2 separate regions of the Homo sapiens genome follow, and region 2 is linked to region 1. A link is a loop called in an ENCODE intact Hi-C map of the cell type or tissue named here. Cell type or tissue: ascending aorta. All regions are shown on one strand. Links, peaks and the distances in the headings refer to the core of each region. The heading gives the core; the rest is flanking DNA.

Region 1 (7,939 bases), core at 2,548-6,547:
AAACACCAATGATCCAGAACATTTCTCTGCCAACAGACAAATTTGGCTTCTGCCAGGGACTGATTTTGGGATGACCTCAGGATGGGTCTGGTGAGGTGGCCTGTGAAAGCAGAATGGGGATGTCACCTTAGGGAAGACACTGCCAAGTGACAAAGAGCCTACAAGGGAAAACAAAGAACTTTGTTGGGGCAATGCTAGCCCAAGCCTCCTGTGGACTCACACCCTTCCAGGTATGATAAGCTCTCCAGTCATTTTGGTGTTTCATGTGCAAGAGCCCATGGTGACCTGATACCTAAAGATTCATCCAAATATGTTAAGATGAGAAAAAATAGAAGCTGTCAACATCAAAGGAGGACTGAGTTGGCAAATAACCCCTTATATCCTTAATCCTTTAAATATCTCTAATGGAAAAGCTGTTGGAGTTCTTGGTTTTTACCCTGGAGAGTAAGACTGGAAAGGGGAAAGAGAACCGAGGTTCATTTTTTTTCTCTAAGAGGATCAGAGTCCTGCTATTTGAGGCCTGAGAAAGAGTTATGAGCAGAGAAAGAAGATGAAGAGGCTGCCCCATAATTCCTATGGATACAGTGCATACTCATCCTCTTTCACCACAGATGCTGGCAAAATCCTAAAGGAAGAAAGCATGTCTTTTAGCCCAGTTTACAGAGAACAAGGGCACTGTCGTGCATGGTGCATGGGAGGACATTGAGGATCTGTGTCTTGACAAGGATCTCAAACAAGCCTTTGATTATGATTACACAGCCTCCTGGGCCACTGTTGCCCCTAGTCTGGATTACTGCAATAGCCTCCTATCTGGTCTCTGCTTCTACCAAGCCCCCCACCTGCAGTCTAATTCTCAACACAGTAGCTGGAGGAATCCTTTTAAAAGTAAGTCAGATCACATCATTCTTCTGCTCAATATCCTTCAATAATATGCAAGTTCACTCTTTTCCATGGCCTACAGGCCCTCTATATTCTTCCTCCCATTATCTCTCTGAGCTGTATGTACTTCTTCTCTGCCTGCTCTCAGCTCCAGCTGATTCAAACACACTAGGCATGTTCCCACCACCGGGCTTCCACACTTGCTCTTCCTCCAGCCAGAGATGCCCCTTCTCAATGCTGCCAGTTCCTATCTCGCCATAGTTTCTATTTTTCTACAGTATTTATTACCTACAAACATATTACATATAATTACTTCTTTCTTATGCTTGTCTATCTGCTTCTGCTAGAAGGTTAAGCCCTAATTTTGTTCATAGACGTATCTCAAGTGCCTGGAACAGTGCCTGGGAGTTAGTAGACACTTGATTTATTTATTGAATAAATCAATGGCTTTTATTGGCTCCTTGTTAGCTCCACCTTTTGAGCTTAATTCAAAAGGTACCAGTTGCCTTTGAGAAACAGAGTGGCCAAAAGTTTTAGAGCACAGAGTTTAGGGTCAGACAGACCTTGCTGCAAATTCCAGCTCTACCACTCACTAGGCTGGATGATCTTGAGCAATTACATAATCTCTCTGTGCCTCATTTTCCTCGGTTATAAAATGGGATTAATAGTGGTACCTACTCATAGGGCAGCCACGGAAGTCAATGAATTAATGCATACAGAGCACTTGAAGCAGTGCCTGGTATATGACAACACTCAACAAATATTAGTTATTATAAGTCTGATCAGTTACTTCCCTGCTTCAAACTCTCTAGTGGTTCTTAGGATCAAGGCTAAAATCATAAAGAGCATGATATCTCCAACCTCACCTCTCCAGCCCCCGAACCTTCCCACTTCATCTATGCTCCCCTCCAGGCCGCTGTGCTCCAGTCACTCCAATCTTTTCCAGGCCCTCAATCTCCCCAAGCTTGTCCCTGCCCTAGAATCTCTGCACATGTTGTTTCCTCTAGCTGGAATGCTCTAATCTAAGGATTGGCAAACTTTTTCTAAAGGGCCTGGTAGTAAATATTTTTGACTTTGTGAGCCATATGGTCTCTGTCACAACTACTCAATTCTGCCATTGTGGCATAAAAACAGCAATAAACAATGCATGAACAAATAGGGGTTGCTGTGCCCCAATAAAATTTTATTTAGGAAAGGAGGTGTTGGGCCAGATTTGACCTATGGGCAGTAGTTTGCCATCCCCTGCTCTAGTCCCCCCTCTTCACCCAGCCAACCCCAATCATCCTATAACGCTTGGCCTAAATGTCACATCCTCTGAGAAGCCTCCCTTATTGTCCATGACTAGGCTCTAAGTTCTCCAGTTACATATTCTTACATCACCCTCTGGAGCCCTCATTACAATCTTAAATTATCTCATTATTTAATTAATTTGTTCAATTGTTCATTATTCAATTACTTCCTCTTCCAGGCTATAAGCTGCATAACTAGGACTATGTCTATTTTATCTCTGTGGTACCCTCAGAGGTACTAAAGAAGGTACCACTCCACATGAAAAAGAGGTTGGCTGGCCAGGCATGGTGGCTCAAGCCTGTAATCCCAGCACTTTGGGAGGACAAGGTGGGTGGATCACTTGAGGTTAGGAGTTCAAGACCAGCCTGGCCAACATAGTGAAACCCTATCTCTATCAAAAATACAAAAAATTAGCTGGGCGTGGTGGTGCACACCTGTAATCCCTGTTGCTCGGAAGGCTGAGGCAGGAGAATAGCTTGAACCCAGGAGGTGGAGGTTGCAGTGAGCCGAGATCGCGCCACTGCACTCCAGGCTGGGTGACCGAGTGAGACTCTGACTCAGACAAAAAAAGAAAAAGAAGTTGGCTCTGGCCTCTAAGACTGTATCTTACTACAAAAGATAACAAGACTAGATTAAAAATAGTCTGTGCTCTGGGAGAGAAGTAAAGATGTTGATGCTATTTTCTTAGGGCTTAGGGAAGGGGGATTTATTTTTGGAGCTGTTAAAAGTCTGACTTATGGACGAAGAAATACAGTACCTGATGGACATAATATTCAAGATCAAAGAGCGCAGCAATCTTCTCTTCCAAACTGGAGCTGGAACTATTGAACTTGTTGATCAGCCGTACCATGATCTGCATGTCAGTCTCAATGACAACATTCAGCTCATCAAAGTCTTTCTTCAGTTCCTCAATGGGGCGGAAGAGCCGCTTTACCTCAGCCTGCCTTGCCTAAGGAGAGCAGCAAAGAGGTGATTAAATTGGTTGGAGACATCTGCCCAAGATGTCTGTGGTCTACCATGGATGCCCATCCTCAAAAAACTGCTGCTCCAAGACTCACAGTCTTCTCTCATCTATGCTATCAAAAATACTAATACTTTCTAAGATGCCCAGAGAAGACAGCCCTCAAAGTCTGCCTATATAGGCCTCAGCTCTAAAAACACACTCAAGATGTTCCAAGATTCGCTTATTCAAGTCCGATTTCCAATATTCAGGAAGAATAGAAAGGCTTTTTGTCACAACCACTGAGTTAAGGGGAAGTAATGCAAGTTCATCTTCAACCTCAAACCACATATGAAACAGCTGAGACCTAAGGTAGAATAACCCACACCCTACTTCTCCACTTCTCACAATCATAGACTATCTTGGCCTTGCCCTACCCAATCCAACAACATTTTAGGGAAACTTGGACATAGAAAACTATGGGTAAGAGCTGTCACAGCAGGAGCAATTTGCTGATGAAAATTAAATCACTGTCATTACTGTCAATCTAACCACAGGTGTACAATTTGTTCAACTGTTTGAAATGGCTAAATTACTATATGTACTATACTCAAATCTCGAACAATTTTCTCTGAATCCTTCCCCACTCCACTCACATATAAAAACTTTAAAAATGAAGTTACATTAGAGGTGAATAAAAGACTTTAATTAAATATTTTATACATGTGACACTGTTTTCTTCCCAATTTGAGAAGATAGTGCCTATAAAGAGAGTCTGAAAAGTCACAGTGGCTTATGTATCTGTCTTCCAAGAAAAACTAAAAGGCACAGATATTTATAAAAAGCCGGATGATGAACAGCTGTCAGCTCCAAATTGCTCATCTATTACCTATGGGTTTTTCTCCCCAGTTACAAGCACTCCATAGAAACACCAACCAAAGAAATGAATCAGCCTCTCTTAAAAAAGACCAAGCTCCTAGCGGAGCAATCACATCCATGGGGCGCCACATCCTGATTCTCTGGGCTAAAATAATATGAGATACTCTCCCTGCACCCAGCTAGAGGTCTCTGGATGGCTGCCAAAGCCAAGCAAAGAGGTCTGGGAAGGCTGAGTCACTTTCTAGAACTGTGAGATGATAGGCAAGTGAGCACAATAAGAAACTAGTGACATCTGTCTCACAAAAACGATGTGTGCCTGGCTCTCAAGAAGGCCTCAAAAAAAAAAAAAGGTTTTGGCCGGGCACAGTGGCTCACACCTGTAATCCCAGCACTTTGGTAGGCCGAGGCAGGCAGATCACGAGGTCAGGAGTTCAAGACCAGCCTGACCAATATGGTGAAACCCCATCTCTACTAAAAATACAAAAATTAGCCGGGCATGGTGGCTCACACCTGTAGTCCCAGCTACTCGGGAGGCTGAGGCAGGAGAATCGCTTGAACCCAGAAGGCAGAGGTTGCAGTGAGCGGAGATCGTGCCACTGCACTCCAGCCTAAGCGACAGAGCGAGACTCCATCACAAAACAAAACAAAACAAAACAAAACAAAACAAAACAAAACAAAACAAAACTTTTACTTTGAAATAATTATAAATTCCCAAGAAATAACAAAAAATAGTACAGAGAGTGTCATGTACCCTTCATCCAGCTTCCCTCAATGTTAACATTTTACATAAGGATATTACATAAGGATACAATGTCAAAATCAAGAAAAGGACACAGGTACCATACTGTTAACTAGACTAAACACCTTGTTTGGATTTCACCAGTTTTTACATATACTCACTTACATGTATGTGTGTATGTGTATCATTCTATGTAATTTTACCTGAGATGTAGACTTGTGTAACTACCAGAACAATCATGCTAGAGAACTGTCCCACCATGATCACATAATCTACTATGTACTACTCCTTTACAGTTATACTTTATCCTCCCATGCTACTCTCTTACATCCCTGTGCCCTGGTTGTCACTAATTTATTCTCCATGTTTATAATTCTGGCATTTAAAAAATGTTATATACACAGTGGTTCATGCCTGTAATCCTAGAAGTTTGGGAGGCCAAGGCAGGTGGACAACTTGAGCTCAGGAGTTCCAGACCAGTCTGGGCAATATAGTGAGACTCTCTGTATTTATATTTTTTAAATTCTATTTTTTTAAACAGAGAACTGGCCAGCAAAGATGAAAGCGCAGCAAATAAATGAAAGGTGGTAACTTTGGCAATGAAATTTGAATTGAATGTACATGGAGTTATAGAAGAAATGGCTGACTGTGGGAATGTTAACACTGCCACTGTTGATGAGCTCTAGATGTGCAGACAGAGGGACTCAGCAAAGGCAAACTTACAGACACAAATTAGGAAAGTGATAAAAAGGATGAAATGACACTGGCAAAAAACTTCACATTACAGGAACTCTCTGAGAAATTTCACAACATTGAAAGTACGAAGGGTGAAATGTTGGAGGCTCATCCATACTTAGAAAGATGTATGATAATTAGCCAAGAGAGAAAAGATGCTTGCTCTATGTCATAATTTTTTTGGAGTCAGGGTCTCGCTCTATTGCTCACGTTGAAGTGCAGTGGTACAATCACAGCTCGCTGCAGTCTCACCCTCCTGGACTCAAGTGATCCTTCCACCCCAGCGTGAGTAGTTAGGACTACAGGCACAAGTCACCACGCCTGGCTAAAATTTTTAGTTTTTTGTAGACATGGGGTTTCGCCATGTTGCCCAGGCTGGTCTTGAACTCCTGGCTCAAGCGATCCACCCACCTCAGCCTCCCAAAGTGCTGAGATTACAGATGTGGGCCACCATACCCAGCCAAGTTTTTAGTTTTCTGTAAAAACTAAAAATTTTAGCCAGGCATGGTGATGTGTGCCCATAGTCCTAACTACTCAGGCTGAGGTGGGAGGATCACTTGAGTCCAGGAGGGTGAGACTGCAGTGAGCTGTGATCGTACCACTTCAACCTGAGCAATAGAGTGAGACTCTGACTCCAAAAAAATTGTGACACAGAGCAAGCATCTTTTCTCTCTTGGCTAATTATCATACTTCTTTCTAACGAGATTAGGTTATAATTAGATTATAATCTCAGCACTTTGGGAAGCTGAGGTGGGTGGATCGCTTGAGCCAGGAGTTCGAGAACAGCCTAGGCAACATGGCAAAACCCTGTGTCTACAAAAAACACAAAAATTATTTGAATTTTTTGGCCAGGCGCAGTGGCTCACGCCTGTAATCTCAGCACTTTGGAAGGTCAAGGCAGGTGGATCACCTGAGGCCAGGAGTTCAAAACCAGCCTGGCCAACTAGAGAAGGTGAAATTAGAGAGAAGATGAAACCCCTTCTCTGCTAAAAATACAAAAATGACCAGGCATGGTGACACATGCCTGTAACTTGGGAGGCTGGGGCAGGAGAATCACTTGAACCTGGGAGGTGGAGGCTGCAGTGAGCCAAGATCATACCACTGTACTCCCGTGTGGGCGACAGAGCAAGACTCTGTCTCAAAAAAAAAAATGTATTTTTTGGTGTGGCATGGTGGCACACACCTGTAGTCCCAGCTACCCGGGAGGCTGAGGTGGGAGGATCACTTGAGCTGTAATCCTGCCACTGCACTCCAGCCTGGGTGACAGAGACCCTGTCAAAAAAAAAAAAGCAAGAAAGAAAAAAAAAAGAATTCTTTTTTTTGGGGGGTAGAAAAAAACTATTTTTTGTAGAAAACATAGACCATTTCCGGGCTATGTTGCCCAGGCTAGTCTCAAACTCCTAGAATCAAGCGATCCTCCCAAAGTGCTAGGATTGCAGGTGTGAGCCATTGTGCCCGGCATAATTCTAAATGTTTCTAATGTTTTAAATTACAGTGTGCTAAATAAATATTACTATTGCTTTTTCATTTCTATATATACTTATAACCAATAGCAATGTAGTTGCTTTAATGTCTGGCAAAACATTTCAAGGATCATGGAACAATCATAATTTTTCCCTTGATTATGTTAAGATTGTTTTGCATAGTTTCAGTGTGCACATTTTCACAATTCCACATAACATAAAATGAGGACTGCTGGTATATGATATGCAAATATTTCCTTCCAGTAGTTTATCTTCTGATCATCTTAACAGGGTATTTGACAAAACAAAACTTTTTAATTTTGGTGAAGTCCAATTTATCAATTTTTTTCTTTTATAAATCTTACATTTGGTGCCATGTCATAAGAACTCTTTACCTGGTCCTAGTTCCCAAAGATGTTCTATGTTTCATTCTAGAAGATTTTTTTTTTCTTTTTAGTTTCACATTTTACATTTAAATCTATGATCTATTTTGAATTAATTTTTTTTAAGGTATGAGGTTTAAGTGACAGCTCATTTTTTGCTTATGGATGCCCACTATTTGCTGAAAAGACTATTTGTCTTCCATTGAACTACTTTTGCACCTGTCAAAAATCAGTCAGTTGTATTAGTGTGGGTCTATTTCTAGGTTCTCTACTCTGTTCCATTGATCTATGATTCTTTCTCTCCACCAATACCACATTGTCTTGATTACTATAGCTACAGAGTAAGCCTTAAAATCAGGTGGTGTGTTTTCTTCCACTTATTCTTCTTTTTAAAATTCTAGCTATTCTAGTTCCTTCAACTTTCCATACAAACTTTAGAATAAGCTCATCTACAAAAAAATCCTGCTGAAATTTTGATAGGAATTGCACTAAACTTATACATTCAGAGAGAGTTAACATTTTTACTATGTTGAATGTTTCAATCCATGGACACAGTGTGTCACTCCATTTAATTAAGTCTTCTTTGATTTAACTCCATCATCATCTTTCACCCAACTTTTATACTTTTGAG
Region 2 (7,939 bases), core at 2,383-6,382, 76 kb after region 1:
GCATCACAGAGCTGTGCAGGCCAAAGAAGGAGCTAACCCTTACTTTATGTGAGAAGGAACACCAGAGGATATTTCTAAGCACAGGAAGGCATGGTAGAAGGATCACTGGCTGCTGTGTTGAGAAATAACTGCAGGTAATTAGGACAGAATGAGGGAGGCTAATTAGATGTCTATTCAATAATCCAGGTGAGAGATCATGGTGATCACACGGGTGATGAGAAGTGGTCAAATTCTGGATATATTTTTTGAAGACAGAGCTGTTGGGATCGGCTGTCAGACAGAATGTGGGGTCTTAGAGAAAGAAAGGGGTCGAGAATGACTGTGAGGATTTTGACCTGAAAAATTAAAGGGATAGAATAGCCATTAACTGAAGTGGGGAAAGCTGCAGGAGCTCAGTTTTAGACATGTTAAATTTAAGATGCCTATCCAAGTAAAGGTGTCTAGTAGGCAGATGGATCTGAAGTTCAGAGAAGCCTAGGTTGGAGATAAAAAAAAAACCTAGCAGTCATCAGCATACAGATGAAACATGAAGCCATCAGACTAGATGAGTCACCAACGCCTTAAGTGTAGACAGAGAAGAGCAGAGGTCCAAGGACTGAGCCTGGGGCGTTCTGGCACTGAGAAAAATCAAGACTTTCTTACCTTCCCTTTAATCAGATACAAATGTAGCAAGTTTTTTTTCTCATCCACTGTGTACCTAGTACTGCTCTGGATTCCCTAACTCTCAGAATATAACCTTAACTCTCCCTCACCTCTCTGTAATTCTCCATCCTCTGTTCTGTGCTGCCGTACACCTGGTCACCATCATAAGACAGTCATTACTGCCACTACCTCTTTGCAAGCTGCTCCTCCCACCTGGAAAACCCTTTATACTCCACCTCATCAAATACCAGCTTTTCCAAGCCCCAATTAATCTCCTATCTTTTCTCTGAAATTTACCTAATTACTCTCATAGTGAATGAGCTTCTCCACCAAAGCAACCCTAACACTTCAATGACTACCAACGTTGAACTTAATGTCTGTACAATCAGATATTTATCAGTTATTGACCTGTGTGGCTAACTGTATATAAACTGTGTATAAATGCTGTAGCTTCCTTTAAGAAGAAAAGCACATCTACCTTTTCTCTTCCCCCCAAAATAGCCTAGAACAAATACCTACCACATAGCAAGTGCTCAATAAATTGTGTGTGAATTCTTTCATGTTAATTCTGTTATTCAATCAGTCACCATGCTCCCTGAGAGTAGAGACCTGTTTTGTATCTCCTCCATTTGATTCTGGGTTAGACACAGGTAGGTAGGCATTCAATAACTGCTTGCTATCAAAGGGGATGATGACAATGTGAGGTCTCTGGGGACCTTACGATCTTGGCACAAAACAATGAGAATGTGTATTCTGTTCTTGCTACCCATCTCACCTGAACCCAGCTATTTCCTGGACAAAGAAGAAGAATCCAGGGACCACATAGAGAAGAAATTCCAGGGCATCTGATGTTAGTGCAGAGAGATACTCAAAATCATGGTATTATCTAAAACGCCTGGAAAAGAGTTTGCCCTCGCTGAAATGCTGGGTGAAAAGAATCAGAAAAGACACGCACTTGGGTGTGAATCCTAAGAACACAGAGAATACATCAAAATAAATACAAGTATATTCACTAATGAATTATTTACAACAGTGAAAAACTGGAAACCATCTAAATGCCCAACCGTAAGAATTAAGTATAATTTGGTATATTCATACACTTGAATATATTAAAGAACAGCACCTGGAAAATGTTCACTTTATGCCTAAGGCTCACTTTATACCTATATGCTGGAGGCTCTAACTTTCAGTCTCCATTTCTAAAGGGAAAGTATCTGTCTCAAAATAGTCTGTACAGTATGACTGCACTTTTGTGCAAACAACTGGAAGAACACAAGCCATAATGTTAATTTTACATCTGCACAGTGGGATTTGGGTGATTTTGTTGTTGTTGTTGTTGTCTCCCTTTGTGTTTTTCTATGTTTTCCAAGTATTCTGCTTTGAAAACATATTACTTTGTCAGCAGGCAAAAAAAAAAAAAAAAAGAGAGAGAGAGAGAGAGAAAGTCATTTTAAAAACAAACATATAAGAGCCAAATTCTCAACTCTCTAGGCATCTGACTGCTGAAAGTATCCTACTTCCAATATAATATGCAAGAATCCTAAGGTCCAGCCCCCTCCTCCCATTCCTTCCCCTCCCATAGCACCCAAGACAGAAAACAGATGAAACTAAGATCAAGGGCTGCTTTTTTCTTTTTTTTTTTTTTTGTTTTTTGAGACGGAGTTTTTGCTCTTGTTGCCCAGGCTGGAGTGCAATGGTGCAATCTCAGCTCACCGCAACCTCCGCCTCCCAGGTTCAAGCAGTTCTCCTGCCTCAGCCTCCTGAGTAGCTGGGATTACAGGCATGCACCACCACGCCTGGCTAATTTTGTATTTTTAGTAGAGATGGGGTTTCTCCATGTTGGTCAGGCTGGTCTCAAACTCCCAACCTCAGGTGATCCACCTGCCTCAGCCTCCCAAAGTGCTGGGATTACAGGTGTGAGCCACCATGCCCAGCCTATCAAGAGCTTCTTAAGGGAAAGATCCTGTCCTTTTGATCTTTGGTCTCCCACCTCAAAATTCTCAGCACCCTGTGAGGCATTAGGCGCTCAGTAAACAAGAAAGGGAAGGAAGAAGATGTAGTGAACTTACAAGGCATAGATACCACTACCGCAATGACATCCCCACCCAAGGTACCGCTCCACCCTATTCTAGGTCTGATCCCTTTCTCTCCTATCTCTGAGCATTGCACAGGCCTGTCAAGCAGCTCTTAGAATAAGAGTTCTGATTCTTTGCACCACAGCAAGTATTCCTCTTTTGCCTTTCCCCCTGCCCCTTTCCTTCCTCCCTCTTTTTAAAAGGTGATCTTGCCTTTCGGCTAGTACAATGTGCTGCACTGAACCAGCGTGCCAGTCAGTCTGTGGAGAATCAGAGAGAATGAATTTGAATAATAAAAGCCAGAACAAGGCGATACCTTGGAGAGAGACTTGGTGTAGTACCTTCAATTTAGAACCTCATTTCAGTGGCTAATGCAGTTGTTGGAGACATTAGCCTAATTTTTGCCAGGAGAGTCCAGCAACACAGCAGTACTAAACATGGGCACAGTGGACCCTGCTCATCTCAGAGACAAAGTGTGGAGAATGAAATTAGCAGCACTGCACTTCTGGTGCAGAGGAAAGCAAATTCTCACTCCCCTCCCCCAATTCATTACCAATCATCTTTAAAATGAAAAACACAGACATGTGTGTGGGAGTCAGCATAAGCATGAAGTTCAAGGGAAGCCAGGACCCTGAAGAAACTCCCAGGAGGCACTTATGGACCATGGGAAAGTTAATTTCAAAGGACATCCAATAAATGCTGCCCTACCACAGATCTTGTCATTGCCAAGCCCTATTTGCTGCAGGCCTGGGAAGGCTCCAGAACCTGCTGGCAGGTCAGTTTGTTGAGGCCAGAAATGGGAAGGAGAGCCCACAAAGGCCAAACTGGAAGAAAGAGGCTCAGCTCTAGACACATCTACACAGACTGGGGTGAGGGTTCCTACAACAAGTGCTTCCTATTGGCTAGGTTAAAAAGAAGCCACACCTGGTCTGGTCCAGATTTGTCCTAAGTCTCTCCCTGTGTGTCAGCCTCCATGCTGCAGGAGCCAAGCAGCTCAGGACCTTTCACTCTGCTGTAGCTGTGAGCCTTTAAAGACGGCAGCACGTGGCTCAGAGGTAGCAACAATAATTGTAGGTAACAGACTGGGCAGGGGCCTCCTGGCTCCTCCTAGACCACGCCAACAATGGGTCGAGCATGGGTGTCCCTGGCTAGCCAGGCTGAAGAAGGGACTCCTTTCTCTTGTTCTAACAGGCTGGTAGGCCAGAAGTCCTCTCTCTGTTCCTGCTGGTCTCTCACTGCCTCTGATTCCCCAAAGTCCCACTCTGCTCCCTACTCTGTTATTCAGGGTCCTTTTGTCTTGTCCAGAGATGGGTAAAAGGAAGACAAAGTTTAACCAAAGTCTTCACAGACAAGGATTTTCTAGAACCTAATGCCCCTTTTCCTCTCCTCTCCCCTAGCAGAGGGCAAAGGAAAACCCAACGTTACCAGTAACTCACTTTCAACAGTATCACAGCATCACCAGCACTAGCCTGGAGGCCTCAACGACCCTGACATATCAACATAATGACAGACACAAGGACACCTGTATATCCAGATCCTTGAGTGGGTTAGTAAGACTGCCAATCTTTTTGTTTGAATTGATTCCCAGGTAGGCTGTGGTTAAGGATTAAGACTTAAGGCCCAGGCACTCTGCTATGACCTCACTGTATTTAATGCAGCAGTAGGCACATGGCAAGTACCCAAACACCTCAGGACTTGAACTCTTCCTAAGGGTCTCTCTGTGAAGTCCCAGGAACGTGAGAGACTGTCCTCTTTTCCTGACAGATACTGAAGGCCAATCCTAGAGAAGAAGGAAGGGCTGCTTAGAGGAAAAGCGGAAGAAATGAGAGGCTAGGCAACCCAGACTCCACCCAAGAAGCACACGCAATGAGGGGAGCAGGGCAGGGATAGGGCGGCAGGACTCGCTCTCCGTACACACAGCCTGCCTGCCAAAATTTACTGGATGGCAGGAATCCTAGATCCGTGGGTGAGGATTGAGTCATGTTATGAATCTCCTTTTTCTAAGCAGCATGTGAAAAAACTCCTCCATCTCAGGAAGAGAAGGTGGGGAAGAGGGGGGCGATATGTGGGGAAGGTGGTGGTCGGCAACTGGAAGCCCAGATTTCATTCTAATGCCAGAACAGCCTCCTCAAATTACAAGGGGTCCATTCCAGAAGAAGCTAGGCAGGCCAAGGAGGCTGGACTGTGGCTTTGGATAGTCAAAATACCACTGACATGAAACTGTATCATCGCAGTGTTGATAATTTCCCTGGAAGAAGCAAATCCTCCCATAACTATAAATCAATCCCTCACTGCAATTGCAGAAATCTATCAAAAAAAAAATTCAGCTGTTACCAGAAATTCTAAATGCTTGGCACTAGAAGCATAATTAGGGGAGATTCTGAAAGGTGTCCTGAGGCAGGCCATACAAGAACAGAGTAGAAAGGAGTTATATACCCTTAGAAAGCTCATTTAGGGAATGGGCTGTGCATAATGCATGCAGGCCCGGGAGTGCAGACATTCCCTCCCGGCGGCCTGCTCAGAGGCAGGCTGTGAGCCGCGACACTGGCAGATGGCTGCCCCGGTAGCAATCGTGCACGCTCCAACGGCCGCCTCCTCCAGTCCACCCTTGAGCACAGGCTTATGTTCCCAAAAGGGGTGGAGAGCACCAGCAAACATTACCCCCAAAGAATAGTGGCTTTCCCTAGGGAAGGTAAACATTTCCATCAGAAGGCAGAAGCCGGCACAAGGCAATTTCTCTCTGTGCAGGGAAAAGGAGCCGCAAACATAAAGTTGCTCAGTCAAAAGAGACAGATGATCTCTGCAAGCGAAGCCGTGCCAAACTGTCTGTAAAGGATTTGCACATCCATCAGCATAAGTGGCTGTGTAGGGGAGGGGGACGCAGGAGTGGGGAAGGCCCACTCATGGTGCAGGATTCTCAGGACTCAGAAGCCCCAGGAGAGGAGAAGCCAGTTATTTTTCTGCTAGTGCTCTAGCCTGAGCAAAGGTATAGCAAAAGGCTTGATTTCCAGCAGATTCTCTCTGCTCTCTCAATCCTCCCAATCCATACTCAAGGTCTGTCCACTTCAAGCCTCTGCATTCACAAGGTTTTGGGGCCACTGGCTATTCAATCTTGAGCCAGCCACTTCTCCTTCCCACTGGCATCCTCCACCTTTTTAAAGTCACGTGTGACTAAAAGAGAAATGGCAGTTCACTAGTCTTATGCCTAAAATAACCTACAGAAAAATATGGTTTATGAACTATCCTGTAATATAATACACAATTCGGAGCCTAGCCATTTGTCACAGCATTGAGTAATCCACATACATCCCAAGGGTCTGACAATAAGATGTGTAAATCAACAGCAAAAAGCAGCATAGCTTAGCCATTGAGTTAAAATACAAAGAATGTTTTTTAGCATTGATTTTTTTTAACTTAGAAAATATGGGCTTCTGAGGGTAAATGCTTGTAAGGGAGTTGTGTGCTAGAATGAAAGACTCTATACTTTCCAGAACCCCCGATACCTGACTTCAAAGCAAAAATAAAAACTCCAAGACTCACATTCTTCCAATGATGATAATGGCTTTCTTCTACAAACCCTGCTATTAGCATGACAGGGATGGCCACATCAGTCATAAGAAAAGCACATGTACCTTTTACACTTAAGAAAAGCAAGCAAAATACCTGCTTTGTGCAAAAGCAAGCCACTTGGCAGGAAAGAAAATAATAAATTACTGCAAAGGCTTGAAATTATTTTTCTTTCTCTGGATGATCAAACAATGAGCGTAGGGGTAGGCATCACAATCCACAAACATACTGCCATAGTGATTGGTGCTTAGGTAGGATAAAACAGGCAGAATTTCATTTATATTCCAAAGAACAGAGACAAGTGCCCTGATCACTCAGCCCTGCAGAGAGTCCTAATGCCACATGAGTGGCCTCCTCCCCAGTTGCTGTATGGCCCCGCTGCAGGATCTGATCTGGGGTGTGTGTCTGCATTGCTATCTGACCAATTATCTGCCTAGAACAGACCTTGCCTGAGGATGCAGCAGGTGTGCAGGTGCTTAAGAGGCAGGTGTTGGGATCCCTGAGTAAGAGCCCTCCTTCTGACATGGGAGGCAAGACTGACTCAGGTGTTACCTGTTATGCTGGGGGCACAGCTATACCCTGGTGAGTTTCTCCTTTACTTAAAAAGATCACTTAGACATTATTCTATTTTAGCTTTTTATTTTGAAACAATTTTAGACTTACAGAAAAGTTGCAAAAAAAAGAAAAAAAAATACAGAGTTTCCCATATACTCTTCATCCAGATTTTCCTGCTATTAACGTCTTACAAAACTATAGGACAATTATCAAAACTAAGAAATTATACAACAGTAGTAACTAAACTATAGACTCTACTTGGATTTCACCAGTTTTTCCACTAATGTTTTTCTCTCTTGCACAGTCTAATCCAGGATATCACACTGTATTTGGTCGTCAGGTCTCCTTTGTCTCCTCCAATCTGTGACAGTTCCTCAGTCTTTGTCTTTCATCACCTGGACATACTTGAAAAGTGCTGGTAGTTATTCTGCAGACTGTACCTCAATTTGGGTTCATCTGATGTCCACTGATTTTTAATACAACAGAAAAAACAACAGCTAACATTTACTGAGCTATTACTATGCACCTGGCATCACAGTAAACATTTCATGTTTACCTTATTTACTATTTAAAATAACCCTCTGAAGTAGGCATTATTACTACCCCTATTTTACAGAGAGGGATAGTTCATTAATCTTTACTGTAATTAAGTAACTTGCCCAGCTACTAGCTATAAAAGACAGAGCAGAGGTGTGAACCCAGGTAGACTGACTCTAAAACACTATACTACATGCTATATTCAAGGCACGGCAGCAACAATCAAATGCCAAAATACAATCTGGGCTCAGCTCTTGGCCATTCCCTCTCCGAAGAATGTGTCTCATTGAAGAAAGGGCATTATAGGCTTTATCTTTCTTCCAAAGACGACGAAATACTCCACTTGAATTTCTGCCCATAGAACCAGAAGATTTTTTTTCTCTTGACAAGAAGCACCTTCCTGGATTAAGGGTAAAGAAAAGGCCATTGTTCTCCTGAGACCTCACTCTGGACTGGTGCCAGATGGAGGGAAAAATAGATGAGCATGTAGGTGTGCTCAATTCAAGAGAGTTCTATTCCGAAGCCTTTTCAAGCCTATGGAAACACGGAGGTCACAAAAAGGG

The links. Hi-C counts contacts between places; a loop is a spot of excess contacts. Peaks named below come from ENCODE experiments on the same cell type or tissue, not always from the same donor. Only the 100,000 strongest peaks of a DNase experiment are listed, where the experiment ranks them.
Region 2: a loop joins it to region 1, with 2.5 times the contacts of the local background. A loop is called at or near these places in 1 of 110 quality-filtered maps.

What each region holds. Positions count from the first base shown.
Region 1 is chr5:139,023,875-139,031,813 of GRCh38, forward strand. It overlaps SIL1 (SIL1 nucleotide exchange factor), which reads right to left. Exons shown (of 10, transcript NM_022464.5): 6 at 2,927-3,118. Among named protein-coding and RNA genes, the nearest start is that of LRRTM2, 150 kb to the left of the region's middle. In ascending aorta, for the core only: no CTCF peak of the experiment used is centred there; a DNase peak (open chromatin) is centred at 4,117; H3K27ac peaks cover 3,908 bases.
Region 2 is chr5:139,100,436-139,108,374 of GRCh38, forward strand. All of the region lies in intron 3 of SIL1 (SIL1 nucleotide exchange factor), which reads right to left. Among named protein-coding and RNA genes, the nearest start is that of SIL1, 94 kb to the right of the region's middle. In ascending aorta, for the core only: no CTCF peak of the experiment used is centred there; a DNase peak (open chromatin) is centred at 4,616; H3K4me3 peaks cover 842 bases; H3K27ac peaks cover 3,618 bases.